Linked DNA regions of Homo sapiens: region 1 is linked to region 2. Evidence: chromatin loops called from intact Hi-C (ENCODE). Cell type or tissue: prostate gland. All regions are shown on one strand. Each heading gives the region's core, and the rest is flanking DNA. Links, peaks and the distances in the headings are about the cores only.

What was found. A loop is a pair of places that touch in the nucleus more often than their neighbours do. Peaks named below come from ENCODE experiments on the same cell type or tissue, not always from the same donor. Only the 100,000 strongest peaks of a DNase experiment are listed, where the experiment ranks them.
Region 1: it touches region 2 in a loop (4-fold over the local background); 2 of 110 quality-filtered maps call a loop at or near these places.

What each region holds. Positions count from the first base shown.
Region 1 is chr17:55,267,720-55,278,849 of GRCh38, forward strand. HLF (HLF transcription factor, PAR bZIP family member) reads left to right here. Exons shown (of 4, transcript NM_002126.5): 2 at 32-367. Among named protein-coding and RNA genes, the nearest start is that of HLF, 8.3 kb to the left of the region's middle. In prostate gland, for the core only: no CTCF peak of the experiment used is centred there; DNase peaks (open chromatin) are centred at 6,102 and 8,922; H3K27ac peaks cover 5,477 bases.
Region 2 is chr17:55,442,713-55,453,842 of GRCh38, forward strand. SMIM36 (small integral membrane protein 36) reads right to left here. Exons shown (of 5, transcript NM_001395421.2): 5 at 7,144-7,586. Among named protein-coding and RNA genes, the nearest start is that of MMD, 26 kb to the left of the region's middle. In prostate gland, for the core only: no CTCF peak of the experiment used is centred there; a DNase peak (open chromatin) is centred at 6,209; H3K27ac peaks cover 1,361 bases.

The sequences.
Region 1 (11,130 bases), core at 1,964-9,963, 170 kb before region 2:
TTTTTAAGTCCAGCTTTCCCTTCTTCTGCAGCATTTAGTAAAGATAAAGACAAGGAAAAGAAGCTGGATGATGAGAGTAACAGCCCGACGGTCCCCCAGTCGGCATTCCTGGGGCCTACCTTATGGGACAAAACCCTTCCCTATGACGGAGATACTTTCCAGTTGGAATACATGGACCTGGAGGAGTTTTTGTCAGAAAATGGCATTCCCCCCAGCCCATCTCAGCATGACCACAGCCCTCACCCTCCTGGGCTGCAGCCAGCTTCCTCGGCTGCCCCCTCGGTCATGGACCTCAGCAGCCGGGCCTCTGCACCCCTTCACCCTGGCATCCCATCTCCGAACTGTATGCAGAGCCCCATCAGACCAGGTAAGTGCCCTGAAGATTCTCCCTTCAGAAAGGGAGGAGGAGGGTGAATGGGACAGGCAAGGTAGAGTTAGCATAAACATCTTAACACTCAGGTTTTAGCAAAGATCCTAAGAGAGGTACCTTCTTCTGCTCCACTCCTGGCAGAGGCTCTCCCACTTTAATGAGCATCCATATCACTCATCTGGAGAGTCCGGTAAATACAGACTCTTTGTATCTACCCCTAGAAATTCTGATTTTGCAAGTCTGGAATGAGGGCCCAGGAATATGCATTTTAACCAGCTCCCCCATGGGATTCTAATGCAGCTGATCCAAGGGCTGCAGTTTAAGAAATAACTTACAGTTAATGATTTGGATAATTTAAGCCTCCATCGCATCTTGTATCTCTTTTCCTCATTCCCTAAACACGTAGATAACAGGTAGACTCTCAATAGGGTTTGGTTTACCTATATTCACTCTTGTCTGTCCTGAAGGAAAAAAAATGTGAGTAGGGATATGGGGCAGGTATTTTTTTTTCCATCCTTTTCATCTTGTTTTGTCATTAGCTGAGAAGTAGAATCTAAAAGCAGGCTCTCATATTGTGTTTCTGAGCCTTCTTCAGGACCAGACTCCATCTCTCTCGTTGCTATTCCCATAAACCCAACTGTTCTTATCTTTTTTTTTTTTTCATTTTCATCTGTCTATCACACTCAGTCCACCTGTATCAAAGCCCACAAGGCTGCAAGGTCAGCTGTAAATGATCTTGAAATAGTACACAAAAATATCACCTGAAATGACCAGTACTTCAAAACCCACTGCTAATGCTCAGATATAAACACAGATTGAAGGAGCTTTGAATTCATGCCTTTAGCACCCTGTAGTACCAAATGAACAGGAAGAAAGACGATTTCATGTGCACAGGTAACCAGGAACAAAGATTCAGCCAGATAAATCATCCGGAAGGTCACAGAGCTGAGGGCCTTAGCTGTGGGGGAAGACAGAAAGCAGGACAATGCGAAACTTGTGCTAGAGATTGTTACTGAACTCCGTGTCCTCGACTCTTGTAGAAATTTCTGTGGCACATGGAGCAAGATTTAAATGGAAGGAAATGATGTAAAGGAGGAAGAGAATACCCCTGCCTCGATATATTCATATTGAAGTTCCTCCTTTCAGACCTCTGTGTGCTGGCCCCTTCTCCAAAATTCACTTTGAATTATAACTCAAGGCCACTGGCTGGAATGGAATTAATTCTTAGCCTCCAGCCACCCCTGGAGGCTGTGGGAGCTTGGGAAAACATGCCTTTATGTGATCCTGATCCCCTGCTACTTAGAATGTGCGGTACCACTATCTTCAATTTTTTTGTAGGAACAAGCAACAAAATGAATAACCCTTCAAAGTGGGAAAACAGCCAGGAGAGAAGGGAACAGAGCCCCAGTGAGAGACACAGTTATGCCTCGGTCATTGTGCTCTGTAGACTGAGAATCACCACTTTGTAGCTGTGTGACCTTAGAAAGCAACATCATTTCTTGGAGCCTCAGTTTCCTTTTTTGTAGAAGGATACAATTTCTATTTGATTGAGTTATTGTGAAAATTAGAGATAATACGTATAAAGGGTCAACTGATTAGCAATGAGTCTTCTATTTGTGGAAGCAATTGTGATCATTGTTGTATGTGTCAACTTTTATTACTTATTTCAATCCCTGTCTTCTGAAATATCTTCGTAAGGTAACTAGGTACTGTATATAACCCTTCCTCTGGAGAGAAATGTCAGGAGATTTTGCCCAGTAGTTACTGGATTGGGGTATTTTGACCAACACTTGTAATCAACTGACAAGTATTTCTTAGTCCCCTACCAAATTTAGGATGTGTACCATGTTAGGAATACTATATTTTTTCCCAGGAGACCTGCACATATTGGGTGTTCACACCTTGGTTCCTACTGAGAGTCAAAAATTGGGGTTTTGGGATTTGAAGCAGCTTGAAAACTCATTTGTCAGAGCTCATTAGAGTCAGTATTGATCAGTGACTCTCAGAAGGCTTGGAATGCCCAATCAGAGTTGCAATGCATAGCAAAGAACTCCTGAGTTTCAGGGGATGTCATTTTGTAAGGTTCTGGTGGAAAGACACTGGGATCAAAGGGAACACTGAGGGTCTAGAAATAAGTTCTCCATTTAAATGTCTTATTTTAAATAATGGAAACACACTTCAACATAGTTTCCTTCTTGGAGTTGAAAACTCGATAGTCCTCATAGAAAAGGAAAAAAGTTAAACCTCGTCTTCAAATACCAAACTCAGGTAAAATAACACTCTGCTGTTCATAGATTGTTGATCATTATAAAGATGCAAAATAAAATTCTAAGAGATGTTGGCCTGATGGATGGATATTGCAAGCAAACCTGAAAAAGGAGAAAGTTCTTGATTATTCTGTGTGGCTCACAGGAGTGACCAGAATAGAAGTACCAAGTTAATCTTGAGGAAAATAAGTCCTCAGAAGGGAAGAGCACAGATGTAGCCTTGGTCATTCTGGGAGCTGTATAATTTCAGTCTTGATTGGTGTTTCTCAACCTTGGCACTGTTAATGTTTTGGGTAAATCTTTTTTTTTTTTTTTTTTTTTTGAGACGGAGTCTCGCTCTGTCGCCCAGGCTGGAGTGCAGTGGCGCGATCTCAGCTCACTGCAAGCTCCGCCTCCCGGGTTCACGCCATTCTCCTGTCTCAGCCTCCCGTGTAGCGCCACCACGCCCGGCTAATTTTTGTATTTTTAGTAGAGACGGGGTTTCACCGTTTTAGCCGGGATGGTCTCGATCGCCTGACCTCGTGATCCGCCCGCCTCGGCCTCCCAAAGTGCTGGAATTACAGGCGTGAGCCACCGCGCCCGGCCTTGGGTAAATCTTGTGTCTTACGCTTTATAGGATGCTTAGCAGCATCGCGGCCCCTACCTCCTAGTTGCAAGTAGGACCCCCAGTGCCCCAGATGTGACAAGTAAAAATGTCTTCAGTCACTACCAAATGTCCCCTGGGCATAATACAGTCACTCCCGGTGGAGAACCACTGGTCTAGAACTTCAATTTGGACAGCAAAATCTGGACTTACTTTAGGACCCTGTCACACGCATGGATAAACTACCTGCAATGCTTTATGGCAAAACTTTTAAGAAGGTCAGGGGACATTGGGTTGCCAAGAAGAAATAGAATATTAATAAGAGCATAATTATACACTTTAGTTAATAAAACTAAGCCATCAGGCTAATCAGGAGATAATTGCAGAGTAGTTTACCAAACAATTGTTTTTGGCTATTCACTCAGCATGCATCTTTTGAGCTATGCTCCGTTGTGGTGTTAGTGCTTCTTGTTTGGTTGAAGGGCAATGAAACCATGAGCTGATAAAGTATGCATTTCTAGGTCTACCCCAAGGATGTCTTGGAATGACAAGGTGAGCATTCTTGTGAATATTTATTTATTTATTTACTTATTTGTTTATTTATTTTTGAGATGGAGTCTAGCTCCATCACCCAGGCTGGAGTGCAGTGACACAATCTTGGCTCGCTGCAACCTCCACCTCCGGGGTCCAAGCTATTTTCCTGCTTCAGCCTCTCTAGTAGCTGGGATTACAGGCATTCACCACCATGCCCGGCTAATTTTTGTATTTTTAGTAGAGACGGGGTTTCACCATGTTGGCCAGGCTGGTCTCAAACTCTTGACCTCAAGTGATCCGCACCCCCTCGGCCTCCCAAAGTGCTGGGATTACAGGCGTGAGCCACCACAACCTGGCCCATTTTTGTGAATTCTCATACTATTTACCATGACTGCCCCAACCCCTTTCTTATCTTGAGCACCCCATCCCTATTCCTCTAACTGTCTGATCAAAGAATGAATCAAATATCTGAAGAAATCCAGTTTTCTTTCAAGAAACAATCCAGGGATTCATTAAAACCTGTTGTGGCTATTGTGGGATCACCAAGCTTTCTGGGCTGACATCTTAATGAAGGGAAGAGTAGTGGTTCTTGGAGGCCAGAGCTAACTGCAGGGGCTCCTCGGTCATCCAAGGTGCAGTGTCCTGAATGTTCCTAGGCCAGCAGAGATGACAGGAGTCATTCTGATGACTTCAATGTTTGCATTTTAGATACTGTCAGAGGTGGGATGTGGGGGTGCTCTCCTGGAGGGACGAATATGTGCTGGGTACTGGAAAAAGAAGAATCTGTTTGCCATGAGAATTGAGCGATTGCTTTAAGGACAGCCATCCCTTTAGGGAAAGTCATCTATAGCAGACAAAGGCAGAGTTATTTTTATATTACATGCTTGTAAAGCCAGATTTGAAATTATTTCCTCTGGTGGTTTTTCTTTGAATAGCTGGGGGGTGTCCTACCACTGTTAGGCCCATATTCCGCTGAGAATTAAGAAGGCTGTCTTTCTAGTTCTGAGCACGGAGACTGGGTTATGATGAAGGCTGGTTACAGAGTAAAGTGAAAACCCTTCCATGTGGTTGTGTGTGGGAAAAGGATGGCATAAGTGGGTGGCACAAAAGGAGCGGGGGTGGGGGAGAACCCATTGTACCTTTGCAATATGGAGTTTGTATTCTGTTTCTGCCGACCTTCCTTGTGAGAAGGTTTGGGTATGGAAGGAAAACGCTGGCCTGGGAATCTGAGTAATGATGGAGGGAAGTTCTGTGCAGGTGATTCTGGGTTTATGGAAGGTCAGAGGATTCTCTTACTTTTCCCAATATTATGAGGTGAAGCTCCGCTTAAGGGCGTGCAGTTCGTGTATCTTTCCAGTCCAGCAGACTGATAATGTCTGCAGGTTGGGAGCGCCATGACTGATAGTAGCTGTGCCCGGTGTCTCAAGCATCTTGGAAGTGCTGTTCATTCATCAGGGGCTAGGAGATCCTGAAGGGGAGGGAGTCTGCATGGTTCTGGAGACAGGTAGACATTTTTCTGTTTCTTGTAGAGTTTATCTTCTCCACGGATCCCTGTAGAGGACAGGCTTGCTGACATTCACAGGATAGTAGTCCCAAGCCTGTGGCAAAAGGTATTTTTGGGTATGTCTGGAAAGCAAGGCAACTTGGTGGTTAGGATTGTAGGCTCTGGGCTCAGGGGCTTGGGTTTACATCCTGGACCCACCCCTGGCTTGCCGTGTAACTTTGTGTCAATTTCTTAACCCTTTAAGCCTCAGTTTACTCGTCAATACAATGGAAATTATAAATGGTCCCTCTCCCTTGGGGTTTTGGCAGGGTTAAATAAGATCGCATGTGACAAGTCTGGCCAGTGTGTATTGCACGAGTACTGGGTGCATTCAGCTGTTATGGTGTCAGTGGCATGAGGTACAGAAAGGAATGACTGGATTCCCAATCCCTGTTTTCTATTTAGGGATTTATTTATCCAGTCCCCTTCCCTCTGCAAAAATAGGACATGCTTTCATGCATTTTTTTTCTTTCCCATCATGTCCAACACTTACAGCCTGACCTTTCTCTTCCTTCTGGGTTGGGACGAATCGGTTCCCTGATGTTAACCCCGCAGCATGGCTTCTGGGTTACCAACTCCTGTTTTGCCAATGTGGAAACAGCCACTGTCTGGGTGCCCAGTCCCCCAGCTCTCGTGTGAGCCCTGGCAACCCTGGCTGCCTGCCTGCATGACCGTGTGCTCCAGGCACGTGGCTGTGCCCTGTGGAGCTTGCCCAACGCTGTGTGGTGTGCTGGCTTGCTTTTTTTTTTTTTTTTCCCTCCTCCCCCTCGCTTCCCTTCCCAGGAGAATGACAGCAAGTGCCAGCAAGCAATTGTAATCCTGACCCTGGCATGAGAAAGCTGAGCTCTGGAGGGCAGTTCAGATGCCAGGGAAACCTGTTCTGTCCAACATTCTAGCCAGACCCCAAACCTGGCCCTCTCTCCTGCCTGTCTGCCCAGAGGCCCTGTCTTCTCTGCACTGCTGCGGTGGGCAGGATTCCTGGAGGCCAGCTCCTGCCAAGGGTCTTGGCAGAGTCTTTCCAGTTCAGCACTGTGCCTACCAGACTAGAAAAATAGCAATATAAAGACAGAATTAGGTGGAGGAGAAGGAAAGGGGGTGGGGGAGGTGGGAAGAAAAAAACCCTTGATAACATCCTAATGTAGAAAGCCAGAGGAGGGGAAGACAGCCGTGATTTATTAGGTTTCTCAGAAACCTCTCTTCCAATTAGCACTAATCACTTTTACCCAGGAATCATTTTTTATGTCTCAGCAATGAAAATGGAGGTAAGAGGGAAGGTAGTAGAGAAAGTAATAAGATGAAAAAAAGTAGAAAATAACATATTAGAGAGGTACAGGGCCTGTGTTTGATTCTGTAATGGGTGTGGGTGAGAATATTGGTCACAGCTAATATTGATTATAGTATTTGGCCCTCCCCCAGCAAATGTCTTGTCCTAAAGCTACTAAACCACTGTTTTTCTATAAATTTAAATTTCCCTCAGACTTAGGTGCCTCTGTCTCACCATGCACAATGTCTGTCAGAATGTCCTGTGTTTGAGACACCAGTCTATACGGGCAATATAGCAGTAATGTTTTTTAGAGCACAGAATTGAATAAACAAAACAGCCTGAGTGTGAATCCTGACTTTGCCACTCATTAGCTGCTCACGATCTCAGGCAAGTCATTTAAATGCTCTGAGCTTTCAGTTTCTCATCCGGAACTTTGGAATAATCATTGGACCTGCCTCATAGGACTGTTGAAGGTCATATGAGCCAATGCATGCAGAGTAATTGTCACAGTGCCTCGCACACAGCAAGTGCTTAATAACAGCTGCTGCAAGCAGCACCTTCACCACCATCTAATCTCATTTCCCATGGGAGGACCAAGCGTGGGGCTCAGAAAGAGTCTTGATACTTTTCCCTTCCTAGCTAATTAAGAACACTGGTCAAGAAATTTGGATTTCTCTCCTGCTTCTCTGCCAAGTCTTGCTTGCCCTTCTCTTAGCCTTTGAATTTTAGGTGACCTTGAGTAGCTAACTGTACCCTTTACTCATTCTTCCTGGCTCATGGGATTAAATAAACAAAATGCATTTTGAAGAAGTTTTTTTGTTTGTTTGTTTTTTGAGACAGGGTCATGCTCTGTGGCCCAGGCTAGAGAGCAGTGGCGCGATCATGGTTCACCACAACCTCAACCTCCCAGGCTCAATAGATCCTCCCACCTCAGCCTCCCAAGTAGCTGGGACTACAGGCATGCACCACCACACCTGGCTAATTTTTGTATTTTCTATAGATACAGGGTTTTGTTATGTTTCCCAGGCTGGTCTTGAGCTCCTGAGCTCAAGCAATCCACCGACCTTGGCCTCCCAAAGTGCTGGGATTACAGGTGGAAACCACTGTGCCCTGCCCAAAGAAGTTCTTGATTAGATTTCTTCCATGTCATATTTGCTAATAGATCAGTCAGTTACTGCTACCATTGAATTTTTAACAATAGACATTAATAATTATATTTAAAGGCAATATAGTGACCTTGGGGGTAAGGAAACCATAAAGGTATGTTATGGTGTTTCAGAAGGAGAAGGTTCAGTTTATCCTCCGGCTTGCAAGCAAGACTTTACATAAGCATTCCAGAATAATAATTCCTCCTCTCCCCAAGGGGTTCTTTAATGAGTAAATCCTTAATCTTTCTGAACCTTGATTGTCTCTTCTGCAAAGCAACATCCTTGTTGGGTTTTTGTGAGCTTTCTAAAGCTACTGTGCAAGAAAGATCCAGCTTGGTGCCCTGTACATAGTAGCCAAGCCTTTACCATAAGTCAGTTCAGTTACTTTTCTCTAAGAAATGATACCATGATTAGAAAACAACAGAGGACTTTGGGAGGCTGATGTGGGAGGATTACTTGAAACCAGGAGTTTGAGAGCAGCCTGGGCAACATAGCAAGACCCATCTCTACAAAATATTTTTTTAAAAATATTAGCTGGATATGGTGGCACGTGCCTGTAGTCTTGGCTACTTGGGAGGCTGAGGCAAGAGGATCGCCTGAGCCCAGGAGTTCGAGGCTGCAGTGAGCCTTGATTGCATCATTACACTCCAGCCTGGGTAACAGAGTGCAACCCTGTATCTAAAATTAAAAATTAAAGAGAAAGCAACAGAGGAGGTTTTAGGAGGCGAAGAGCAAGGTGTATGGTCCCAGAAATAGCATCTGTTTTTGCTCTGTGCTTTGGTGTTTTGATTTGTGCACCCTGAGGAAGAGAGACAAGAGTACAATTTGGCTGCTAGTTTCAAGAGACAGTGATTTAGTAGGGAAGATAAGACTTTTAGGCAAAGTGATGAGTGACAGGACAAACTAGCATGTTCTCAGTGTCAAATGACGGGTATATAGAGGCCTCCAATATCTGCTGAAAAGAGGAGGTTGAAAGATTAATCAAGAAAATGAATATAAATAAGGGAGCAGTATAGCCAATAAGAGCTGCCAGACCTCACAGGAAGAAGCCTTTGCTCAAGGCAAAGGTGCCTGGGGCGAGGCTTCTTGGAAGAGTTGTAGCCTGTGATGGGCCCGGAAGGAGGGGTGAGAGAGCCAGATTGGAGAGGTTAATGCCCCACAAAGTTATAGAGGCAGGAATGCCCACAGGGTGTTTTAGGCAACAGGGTGTAGATCCAATTTGGCTGGTGCAGAAAATTCATATGAAGGAGTCAGGGAGATGAGTCAGAGAGGTTGGTGCCAGTCAGGCTGACAACTTCATGAGTACCAGGCTGCAGAGCTTGAACTTTATCCAGTAGGCAATAGGGAGCCATTGAAGGTTTTTCAGCAGGAAAGTGCATGTGAACATTTCCACTTGAGTTCAAGGTTGGATTTGAAACATTTTTAGAAACTTGACAATAGTTTCCTCTGGCAAGCCAGGATTTCCTTATTTTTATTATTTTGAAAATAAATACTCTCCCTTGAACATCAAACAGCTTTTCAAAACACGATGTTCTAATGATCTAGAGAAAGTAATTCAAAAACACAGGGTTTAGGTTTCATTTATAAAACCCATAATTTTGGTGATTGGGGGAAACACTCTTTGGCAAGGAAATAGTTTGAGGGATTTGACTGGTTCAGAATTTAAAAGTCCAAAAGCAGGCCTGGTCTCATAGGAGTAGAAAAATAGATTTTAATAAACCCAACTCATTAACGTTCATCACTTTTAAATGCCTCTATTTTATACAGCTTACTAGGTTTGCAAATAAGTATATTGAACCAGATGTTATGTGTATGTGTGTGTGTGTGTGTGTGTGTGTGTGTGTGTGCGCGCGCATGTGTACGTGGGCATGCGTGCATTTGGGTTTGTGGGTGGGGGTGGGAAGGTTAATGTCTCAGTGATACAAATAGTACCTGATTGTAAGGATTACCTGGGGCAGTAATATCAAGCTAAAAATACTTAGCCAAGTTTCTGGCTAGCTTAAATCAGTTTTACTCCTGGGAAACAAAGGAGTCATTATTACAGTTTTGCATTCTTGAGTCCTGACCTTGTATTTGTGGCTCCCTTCTTCCCTGAAAACAGAACTGTACATCATGCTTAGATATGGGATGTGTGTGTGTGTGTTTCATATTGGGAGTACTAGTAAAGGAAAGGGACATTGTGGGAGGGGATCGGATTGGGGGGGGTTGGACTGCTGAATGTCAAGTGCATGAAATGACTTGCTCAAGCACCCCCTGAAGTGTGCTCTGATATCAAGCCAAGATTTCAGAAGGCTGAAAGAGTTGCCATAACCCAATCTAGTTCACTTAAATAGAAAATAGCTGTCAAGGTGGGCAATTTCACCTCCAGCTACATAGAGTAGACAATTACAGGAGTGTTGGCAGAATCGAGTGTCTGCTGGGGGAGAAACTATAGTATTTGTTTCTGTTAAATTGGCTTGTGGTGGGTACAGACTCCATGACCGAATGTGGAAATTCCTAAAATGTTGGTTTTCCTTCTTTTCTGACTTTTACAAACTAATGTTACTCTCTTAACTCACTACCCATCCAATCTCATTTTCTTTCCTGAAAAACTACACAGCTCCCCTGTCACACAGGGTTCGTAAAAGTTTCGTTTTTAGAAGTTTAATCTGGGATTTGTTTCCTTAATGATCTTTGGAAGAATGCTTTGGAATTTGAGGTCTTATAATGAGACATGGCTTGTGGCTATTAAACCCTGTTGCCTCTCAAATTTTGCCTGGGAGACCCTAGATTCCTAAAAACAATGAGTGCATGCTACAGAAAGATGCTTCAGGGAGCTACAACACTAAATCATCTGTGACAAAATGTTCTCTTAGAAAGTGGAATTGCATAAATGGATCAGCAGAAATAAATGCTTTGGCAGAAATTCCTTGAGTGGGGAAGAGCAATGCTTTCTTTTCTAATTAGCTCTGGGTAACAGTCTGCTGTGGTGTCTTTGCTGTGGAACCCAGGCATGGACAGTAGAGCAGGAAAGTCTCATCACTGCTCTCTAAGTGCTTCTGCACTTAATGGAAAGAGTTAAGCACGCCTGTCCATTTGTACCCAATAAATGCCTCTTGAATTGATTTGAGTGGCGAAGGTTTGTTTGGGGGAAGGATGCCACCAGGCCCTGACCAATGGGAATCAATGCAGCAAACCAGATGAACAAGATCATCTAGATATGCAGTAATCAGATTACCCAGAACAGAAATCTCAATACCCCAAGATATGAGGGGTTATTTTAAGGATAGTGGCAAACAGTTAAACTCAGCCTGCCCTGAGGATTGAGCAGAAGACTGAATTCACCTTAGTCATTATGATGTGGGCTGAGTTAGTAACACTGAAGGAGACCATGCAGGCTTTTACTAGAGAACTATGAAAACAGGACAGAGATCTCAGATCC
Region 2 (11,130 bases), core at 1,582-9,581:
TGGCTCTCTTTAGCCAAGACAATTCCTGAAGAGGACTGAGAGCTGAGGGCTGTCTTCCCATGCAGCATTCCCAGCAGCTTGGGAAACAAATCCTTCCTTTATTCCAGCAGCGTGATCTGGGAAGTGCCTTACAACCTCCACTCCATAAGGTGTCACTTTTGTTAATACTAAGTTACCATTTATCAGATGCCAAGCAATAAGCTTGCTTATTTCATCCTCACAGTAGCCTTATGAGGTTGGAGTTATTAGCTTAATTCTGAAGATGACAAAACAGAGACTCAGGGAGGTTAAGACGATTTCCTAAGGCCCCACAGCAAGCAAGGGATCAAGCGGTGATTCCAACCTTGGTTTTCTGACTTCAAAGGTTTTCTGATTTTCCATTACACCAGCATTTCCCAATGTGTATTCCTCAGAACAGATGTTAATAGGTGTTACATAAAAGAGAGAACAAAGACTGTCAAAAGGCTTTTGGAAATCTTGCGTTAAACATAAACAAGTTGTCTTACAGTAGTTCTTCTCAGAACCCTTAACATGCTAACACACAGCGTGACTCTGCAAGAGAGATATTAATGTGCATTACTTCCCAACCTCATTTAAAACAGAATTGCTTTGTTGCAGCTGATGATGCATTGGGACATGATGCATGGCCCTGATCAGTCTCCTTCTGAAGGCTCTTTCCATGGGAAAATTGAAGATGGGATAATTCTCCTTTAAAATGTGCAGTCCTTAAGGAGTCTGACAACTCCTTGACGCTCCTCCACTTTCTCTCTTGCCAGGAAGGAAACTTTCACAGGGCTTTCTTACATAAGGAATGGAATGTAGAGTTTACACTTTGTTGCCTTTGGTCCTGATTTAGAAATAACCAGTGCAGGATGTCCTGGTTGGAGGATGGGGATAGAGAAGCGGGTTAGCCTCTGAGCAAGCCTTGCACTATCATGCTGGTATAAGGAGGCCTTTCCACATCCCCATCCAAGCTTTGCCATGGCCAGGTCCCCATTTCCCATAGCTGATGTTCTGGATGGGGGTTGTCAGGGACTCCCTCTGCACCAGAGGCTCTGGTTTTAGTGCTACATCTTGAAGTTGACATGTATACTGTATATAATTTAAAAACTTACAATGACAACAAACAATACTGGCAACTTTAAATCCCCTCTAAAGAAGGTTGGAGATGCCTCCATTGGGAATATTTTTTAGTGTTTTATTTTAGGTTAGTTTGTCTGTAAAATAAAGATGAAAAATCAATCACAATGCAAAGTTACTTTTGCTAAAAACCTTTTCTTTAGCGAGAAAATGCTGAGGACGGGCAGAGGGTGGGCAGGCAGATGGGAGTACAGCCTTCTGCTCTGCGGCTGGGCTTATTACCCAGGTCTGCGGGTCGCCTGCACCGCAATTTGCCTCCAGGCAAACTTCCACCTGAAATGTAGGGTAATCGAGGCCTGCCCGGAACTTGTGGAAATCAAACCAAGGGCTCAGTTTCAACAATTCTGGTAGAGGATTAGAATCCATGTCAACTCTGTTACCAGAAGGATGGCCTTGAGTGTACGATGTCCAGGTTCTTGGCGTTTTGAACAAAGAACTGGACAAAATGCAAAGCAAAGTAACGAAGATGACACAGGAACAAAGAGGCAAAAACAGGAATTTATTAAAGCGAGAAAGCACTCCACAGGGTGGGGGTGGGCCGGAGCAAGCGGCTCAAGGGCCTGGTTACAAAGTTTTCTGGGTTTTAAGTGTGCCTTTTGAGGTTCTTATCCATTACCCCTTATCTGGATGAAGGATTTGGTCCGTGGCTAATTAAAGGCTGAGGTGAATTGGTTCTCTGTGCAGATGAAGGGATTGTCCCTGCTTGGCCTGAGGCCAATCCAAGGCACTCTCCCTTTACGTCTGAGACGTGGTGGAAGAAGGAGGGTTGTAGGGAGAGTAACCTTTGACCCTTTGCTACTGGGGCTTGGGGAGATGGGGTTTTACCTTTTGGTTTAGCTTTATGAAGTTTGCATTAATTAGCCTTAGGGTCCCTGCCCCCAGACCCAGGTGTTTTCCTTTTGATCCACCTTTGGGAAGTCAGCATGGATTGACCTTAGACTCCCTGCCCCCAGACCTTTGTGTTTTCTCTTTTAGAAAGTCAGCACAAATTGGCCTCAGATTCCCTGCCCCCAAACCTTGGTGTTTTTCCTTCATTCAACACGAATTGGCCTTAAGTTCTCCATCTCCAGACCCTATTCTCCTGCCTCTTAACCACGGAAAGGTGCTGGCCTGGTCACTTGCTAATCTTAGGATGGAAAGACTCTTTGTTGGGTATGATTTTGGAGACTGAACAGATTTAAGCAGAATTCTTGTGCACCCCCCTCACCAATCTCACTTCTGCTAACATGTAGGTAGTTGAAGATTTACAGAGTGTATTTCCTACTCTTGGTGGAAAATGAAATTCAGGAAGTGAAGGTTGAGACTTGAACTTAGCATGCCAATCCTGACCATTTCTGGCCTGAGGGATGACTCACCCTTTAAAGTTTCCCCAAATGTCCCCCTGCTCCAACCCTGAACGTCCTGCCTCAGATCACAAGGGGTCTCAGCACTTGGTTACCAGATGAACAGACTCCTAGGGTGGAAGGAAGGCAGGGAGCAGCTATGGGGGATACTTTTAAAGTAAGACCATATAAAACTTTAGAAGGAAAGTGATTTGCCCAGCCTTGAGAGACTTTCTTTAAAAAATTCATAATTGAATAAAATAGAACAGATTGGTTGTGAAACCGATTATTTTGAGTGCTGGTTACAGCAAGTCTAAGTTGGAAAAGATCTTATAATTTTGTGAAACTCTTAATTTCACAAGAGAAGGGCCCAGAGAGGTAAAAATTATGTCTCTTAGGCCCCACAGTCGTTAATTGTAGAGGATTGAACAAATGTCTAGATATACTCAGACCACTTGACTGCTTCCCCTTCCTACCATCAAAACAAAATGAACTGACCCCTCAATCAAAAACTGAGATATATTCTGGTAGGAATGACATCATTTTATTATTATAAAACTTCCTAAAAGGTGGAGTTTCAGCAATAGCAGTAACTGCATTAATGAATATTTAAGAAGTAATAAAGGGAAGGCTTGAATTGTGTGAACCACGAAAGCACTAAATAATCTAGAATTCAGGTAGGGGTTTTTGATTATAAGCTTGCATCAGGTCTGTTTTTGGCATTTCTTGGAAATGAAGTAATTCACTGCAGGCTTGTCAAGAATTGGTCTTGGGGCCGGGCGCGGTGGCTGATGCCTCTAATCCCAGCACTTTGGGAGGCCGAGGCAGGTGGATCACCTGAGGTCAGGAGTTCGAGATCAGCCCGGCCAACATGGCAAAACCTCATCTCTACTAAAAAATACAAAAATTAGCAGGCGTGATGGCGTGCACTTGTAATTCCAGCTACTTGGGAGGCTGAAGCAGAAGAATTGCTTGAACTCAGAAGGCAGAAGTTGCAGTGAGCCAAGATTGCACCACTGGACTCCAGCCTGGGCAACAGAATGAGACTCTGTCTCAAAAAAAAAAAAAAAAAAATTGCTCTTGACATGGTCTCATGTTCTCTGCTTGAGAAATCTCCATTATATAATGGAATATTTTGAGTAGCAAGGCAAAGTGACTAGGAATGACAGCTTGCTTCAACTGCTGTCTGATCCAGGGCAAGCTTTTCAGTTTCTTCATCACTGAAGTGAGAAGAATATTACTGACTATCTCATAGAGCTGTGGAGATTAAATGAGTTGCTAATATAATGTCTTAACAGCCCTGCCTGGCACTAGTACACACTCTGTAAAGATTAGCTGTTATTATTACCAAGAAAGGTTGCAGTACTTAAACTTTCTTAAGTGGTCTTTTGATAAAGATCCCCAGGACATGGTAAGAAAAAGGACGGTTAGTCTCTGTATGTAATGGTGATAGACAGGGAAACAACAACCACAAGAAAATCTCAGATCAGTGATTTCTGTTGGAGACCAGATTATTCAGTACCGAGACTGGAAAGAAGGAGTGTCTCTCCTATCAGGTTTGGGGTTAAAGTTTCAAATTGTAATTCAATTCATTAAAACATTGCCAAATATGGCTATTGGACAGGTATTGTGCCAAATACCCAGGAATGGGAGACAAGGATGGTGAGCTTACACACTACAGTCTAGTGACCTGGAAAATTCCATGACACTGGCTGAAGGGAATCACTCTATTTACTCTCGTTATTGCTGTTATTTGTAAGCTTCCAGAGCTTTATTTATTTTTCTTTTAGTTCTTTAATTATTCTCAAAGTTCAAACAGAGTTAGATCCACAGGATAAAACAGCAGATAAGGCCATCTACAGAAGGGACTTACGAGGATGTGGCTAGATAATATTCAATGAGTGATGTGTTAACATTCTTTCCACCCATCCAGTTGTCATCTGAAAAACAACCTCAGGTCAGGAAATTAGCTCAGGGTAGACATGAGAAGCTAAGGTTTCTTCATAGGAGGTTTTTGCTTTGTCTGGAGATCAGTATTATCACTACTAATTTTTTCCTCCTATATGATAATTTATCACATGTCACACAGATGGGCTCAAACCCTGGCTTCCCCTAATAGTGGCTATGAGGCTTGAGACAATCAGTCTCTCAGTTTCCATATCCTTTTATTTTATTATAGTAAAATATACATAACATAAAATTTATCATTTTAACCATTTTTTTTTCTTCTTTGAGATGGACTCTTGCTCTGTCGCCCAGGCTGGAGTGCAGTGGCGCGATCTCAGCTCACTGCAAGCTCCGCCTCCTGGGTTCACACCATTCTCCTGCCTCAGCCTCCCGAGTAGCAGGGACTACAGGTGTCCGCCACCACGCCCGGCTAATTTTTTTGTATTTTTAGTAGAGACGGGGTTTCACCGTGTTAGCCAGGATGGTCTCAATCTCCTGACCTCGTGATCCGCCCGCCTCGGCCTCCCAAAGTGCTGGGATTACAGGCTTGAGCCACTGCACCCAGCCCATTTTAACCATTTTTAAGTGTACGGTTCAGTAGCATTAAGAACATTCGCAATGTTGTACAACCATCATCACTATCCATTTCCAGAACTGGTTCATCATCCCAAGCAGAAACTCTGTGCCCATTGAATGATAACTTCCATTCCCCTCCATGTGGCCCCTGGTAATCACTACTCTACTTTCTGTCTCTATAAAACTTGCCTGTTCTAGGTACCTCATGTAAGTGGAATCATATAATATTTCTCCTTTTGTATATCGTTCATTTCATTTAGCATAATGTCTTAAGGTTCATCCATGTTGCAGCATGTATCAGAATTTCATTCCTTTCTAAGACTGAATAATCTTTCATTATATATATATATATATATCACATTTTCTTTATCCGTTCATCTATCAATGGACATTTCAGTTGTTTCCACCTTTTGGCTATTATGTTCATATCTGTTAAAGGGGATGTAATATCTATTTCACAGATTGTTGTGAGGGTAAGATAACCAGGAAAAGGCCTGGTATATAGTAGGTGCTCAGTTAATGCTATGTTTTTTTCTCCCTGGCATAAGTTATTTATTTATTTATTTATTTATTTATTTATTTTATTTATTTTTGAGATGGAGTCTTGCTCTATTGCCCAGGCTGGAGTGCAGTGGGGCAATCTCGGCTCACTGCAAGCTCCGCCTCCCGGGTTCACGCCATTCTCCTGCCTCAGCCTCCCAAGTAGCTGGGACTACAGGTGCCCGCCACCACGCCTGCCTAATTTTTTTGTATTTTTAGTAGAGACAGGGTTTCACCGTGTTAGCCAGGATGGTCTCGATCTCCTGACCTCGTGATCCACCCGCCTCGGGCTCCCAAAGTGCTGGGATTACAGGCTTGAGCCACCACGCCTGGCCAAAAGTTCTTATATTTCCTTTAAGGCCCAAGTAAAGGAGTGTGATGAAAGGGACCGGATAATTCTTTTCCTATTTCTGTGCCTCTTTTGATTTCTCTGTTATAACTTCTCTAATTAATGCTTGGCTCTTCAAATTATTTACGGGAGGAAGTATTCCAGAGGATATGGTCGGGTGTTGGGAGGGGGAGGTGGGGGAGATGGGCAGGATGAGGGTAGAAGACAGAAACAGACATCCAGTTAGTTATATGTTGCTAAGCCTAAGAATATTTGCTGGCTGAAGGATCTGTTAACTTTTTCCAAAACGGTAATAGTGCTTACTGCAGAGATAGCGATCTTTGAAACTTGACCCTCCTTATTGCAAAAGCCCCAAGTGTTCAGATCTGGGCCATCAGGACTGGAAAATGAAGATGTTTTACCTCACTTCATCCTTTTCTTCTTCTAGGGCAGCTACTTCATGCCAATATGCAGTAGGATAGGGCAAAAGGTTGTGTTTTTCTTCTGTAACTTAAAGGAAATAATGTATTTCAAAGGATCCTGAGAAAGACCATATTTATTCTTGAATTCTTGTGGAATGTAAGTGGTATAAGGGCTTCTGGGGAAGCCAACTGTAGTAAGTCCCTCTCTTTAGAAAGCAAATGTCTAGACAGCTGGAGGGACCTGTCTATCCAGGGTCATAAACAAGTTGGTTTAGAGTAGGGACTAAAATCTTGATCACTTTACATCTAGCTAAGTATGTTCTTTTGTGCCTTACAGATCAACTGGTGTAAAGCTGATTTTCCAAACTTCGAGTTTTAAGGGAAATGGATAGGATACTCTTTTTTAAAATTATTTTTATTATTTTATGACAGAGTCTTGCTCTGACGCCCAGGCTGGAGTGCAGTGGCGCAATCTAGGCTCACTGCAACCTCCACCTCCCCAGTTCAAGTGATTCTCGTGCTTCGGCCTCCCAAATAGCTGGGACTACAGAATCATGCTGCCACGCCCAGCTCATTTTTTTGTATCTTTAGTAGAGAGGGGGTTTCGCCATGTTGGCTAGGCTGGCCTGGAACTCCTGACATCAAGTGACCTGCCCGCCTTGGTCTCCCAAAATGCTGGGATTACAGGAGTGAGGCACTGCGCCTGGCCCAGGATACTCTTACTAAAGGGTTTCTGGAAGTTTCTTTTGGGAGCAGCACTCATTGAGTAACCGTCTACTCTGTGCAAAGCCCAATATTGAGCACTATGAAGGAGAAATGAAAGAAACAAAAGTCATGGAATAGGGACCCTGGAAAAAGGAAAAATGGATACCTGAAAATATTATGCGGGTTTATTTGGGTTGGGGTGATCACTGATAGATAGATGCAATGGATTGAAGGATGATCCCCCAAAAGACACGCCCATGTCCTTATCTCCAGAAACTGTGACTATTATTTTATGTTGTAAAATATTGAACATGACTTTATATGACATAAGATATGATTAAGTTAAATCTTGACAGTAGGAGTTTTTCCTGGAGTACCCAGATGGACCCTAAATGCAATCACAAGTATGAAGAGAGGCAGGAGAAGTTTTGAGAGAGAAGAAGAGGCAGCAGTATGACCAGGTAGGTTAAGATTTCAGTGATGTGATCACAAGCCAAGGAACTCCTGGAACCACCAAAAGGTAGAAGAGGCAAGCAATAGATTTTCTCCTGCAGCCTTCGGAGGGAGTACAGCCCCTCTGACACCTTGATTTCATACTCCTGGCTTCTAGAATATGAAAGAAAAAAAATTTCTGTTGTTTTAAGACACTCATTGTGTGCTAAATTGTTACAGCAGTCAAGTGAAAACTAACAGCATATCTAATCTTTGACCTTTTACATTTCCTCGTTGCTTTCTCTCAAGGGGTGTGGGGCAAATTCCTTATTCTTTTCTATCTAGTTCTGCTGCCATCAGAAGCATAGAACATGGATCTCACAGTGTTGCAAGTAGATCACTTAGTCTCCTTTGGTTTCATTTCACAGAGAACATGGTGGAGGCTCAGAGAAGTGAAGCGACTTGCCCACATTTACACAGTTGCTGAGTGTGAGCCCAGACGTGGAACCCGGGTGCAATACCCAGATAGTACTCCTTGCTTTCTGCTTACAGCCTAGAGAGAGGGAACTTGCAGCTGAGTTAGGAGACAGAGGCTCACAAGCACAAGGCAATACTGGCAGAGCGTAGACAACAGGTTTAGGCACCCGTGAGTCTACACAGTAACACTGGAGAGTCCACCAACTTTACCTCCAAGAAGACATCTCTAATCTGCCCACTTCTTTCCATCTCCTTTGCCAGCAACTCTCTGCTTAAAGATCCATAGTGGCTTCTTTTTTTTTTGAGACGGAGTCTCGCTCTGTCACCGAGGCTGAAGTGCAGTGGCACGATCATGGCTCACTGCAACCTCCGCCTCCCGAGTTCAAGCAATTCTCCTGCCTCAGCCTCTTGAGTAGCTGGAATTACAGGCATGCGCCACCACGCCTGGCTAATTTTTGTATTTTTAGTAGATATGGGGTTTCACCATGTTGGTCAGGCTGGTCTCGAACTCCTGACCTCATAATCCGCTCTCCTCAGCCTCCCAAAGTGCTGGGATTACAGGTGTGAGCCACTGTGCCCAGCCCCTAATGGCTTCTTATCATCCATAGACTAAGACCCTAATTCCAGATGGTGGCATAACAGGACCCTATATGATCCAATACTCGCACCTTCTCCAACCTCATTTTCTACCAGTGTCTCCATCCATCACCCTCCTTCAGCACCTCCAGCTGGCTGACCTTGGGTTGCCCTTGAAGCAGGCCAAGATCTTTCTTGTCTTTGTGTCTTTGCACTTGCTCTTGTCTGCCTGGAATACTTTCCCCATGGCTCTTCCTGTGGCTGACTTATGTTTTATCTTCAAGTTCCAGCTCACATAGCTCCCCACAGAGGCTTTGAAGTGGCTGTTTCCTCCATATGTTTCTTATCACAGGCTGAAACAGTCTTGTTTATTTGTTGAGTGTCTTCTCTTGTCACTAGATTAAAAATGCTATGAAAATTCTTGAGAAAGATACACCCTCTTTGTACCTGGCACAGTGCCTGACAGTGTAGGTACTTAATAAATATCTGTTGAATGAATGAATTTACCAGTTTTCCTAAACTGGGCTACCTAAGGAATTTACTATATATTTCCTGCACAAAAGATTTAAGACTCTTTCTTTCCTCCTGAACAATGCATATCAAAGTCTCTGAAAAATTCTAAAGAAAACTAAATTTAGACTGTATGCAGGGGCTGATGCCTGTAATCCTAGCATTTTGGGAGGCCAAGGCAGGAGGACCACTTGAGGCCAGGAGTTCGAGACCAGTCTGGGCAGCATAGTGAGACCTTGTCGCCACAAAAAATAAAAAGATTTTAAAAATTAGACAGGCAAGGTGGTGGGTGCCCTCAGCAACTTGGGAGGCTGAGGAGGGAGGATCACTTGAGCCCAGGAGTTTGAGGCTGCAGTAAGCTATGATTGGGCCACTGTACTCCAGCCTGGGTGACAGCATAAGACTCAATCTCTACAAAAAAAAAAAAAAAAAAAAAAGGAAACACTTTTAATAAGCCTGGCATATTTGACCCACATATGGTTTTAATAAGCCCAAGTGTATTTGGCCATACATCCTATTGTTCAGGAGTTTGTGTAAATGTTCCTGAATATAGATGTTCCCCAGAACAGTTAGAGAACTCTTGGTGTAGAAACTGGTAACAGCTGAATCCAGTTAAATCACCAGTTCATTTGAAAATATCCAGTTGACTCCAGGCAGCAGTATGTGTGTATACACACAGTTTCGTGTATATAAACAGCAGAGTGAAGTTGCTAACAGAGCTGGGGTAGTGATAGTGATAGGGGAGGAAAACTCATAGGGCTGGAGAGGTGGGGGATTATGACCTCGGCCATGGATTTCAAATTCTGTCTGGAGGTAACTTAGAGTGGAGCAAGTTCTCAGCTTCTCAAGGGGAGTTTGACCGTGAGTCTGGACAAATCAAGAGCTTGCCATGAACAGCACACAGAAAGATCCAGCTCTGCTGCCTCCACGTGCTCTGCTCACATAGTGGCCATCCTGTTCCAGAAAATGGGCTTTGTCATCACTTGGCTCACATCCTGTCTCTGGGTGACCTGAGAGTGACCTATAAATGTTTGACTTTGCTTTCTAATAGAAAAAATAATGCTGTCAGTCGTTGCTGTATATTTTGGGTACTCTCCTCCTCTGTAAATTGTGTCTTTCCTTAGACATATAATTCCAGTGACAACAAAGCCATTAGGTCAACACTCACTAAATAAATTTTTTAAAAACCCAACACTTTGATAGAGAGGGAAGTAAGATGCTCAGTGATCTAAGTCTCCATAGGGAGGGCTAGGAATGGGTGGCTGTGTTTGGACACTCTTACCACATCCTTTTCTCTGAAGTACACCACCTGGGCAGTTCCTTAGAATGTGAGACCACGGGCTGGGTGTGGTTGGCTCATGCCCATAATCCCAGCACTTAGGGAGGCTGAGGCAGAAAGATCACTTGAGCCCAGGAGTTCAAGGCCAGCCTGGACAACATAATGACACTCTATCCCCAACACACAACAAAATTTTTAAATTAGCCAGGCCTGGTGGTAAACACCTGTAGTCCCAAGCCACTTGCAAGACTGAGGCGGGAAGATGGCTTGAGCCCAGGAGTTTGAGGCTGCAGTGAGCTATGATCAAGCCGCTGTACCCCAGCCTGGGTGACATAAATAAGTAAGTAAATAAATAAATAAATAAAAAGTGAACCCATGCAGTTAGGTTTTGAAGCATTTAGGTTACTCCTGTTTTCTACTCTTCTGCCTTCCTTTCACGTTTAAAGGCCTGCAAACCATATAAATCATCCCATAGGTTTCTTGGCAAGTTCAGCACTGATCCAAATAAAATATACCAGGATCTTTGTTCTGGGAATGGCAGTAACGATTTCCAGGTTGTTTTTAAAAATAATAGTGTATTTTTAAACTTTTTATTCAAGTATAACATATATGCCAAAAGTGCACATATCATTGGTGTACATAGAGTGGATTCTTAGAAGTTGAACACACGCTAATAACTAGCACTGAGAACAAGAATCAGAACATTACCAGATCCCCTGGAAGCCCCTACTGTTCCCTCCCACCCCTGCAGGTAGGAATACACCACAATTTATTTATTAGTTCTACTATTAATGGGAGATTCCCAGGTTTTAACAGTAAAATAGATATTTAGAGTAGTTGGGTCAAGACTAAGTAGGGCAGTGGGATAGATCTTCA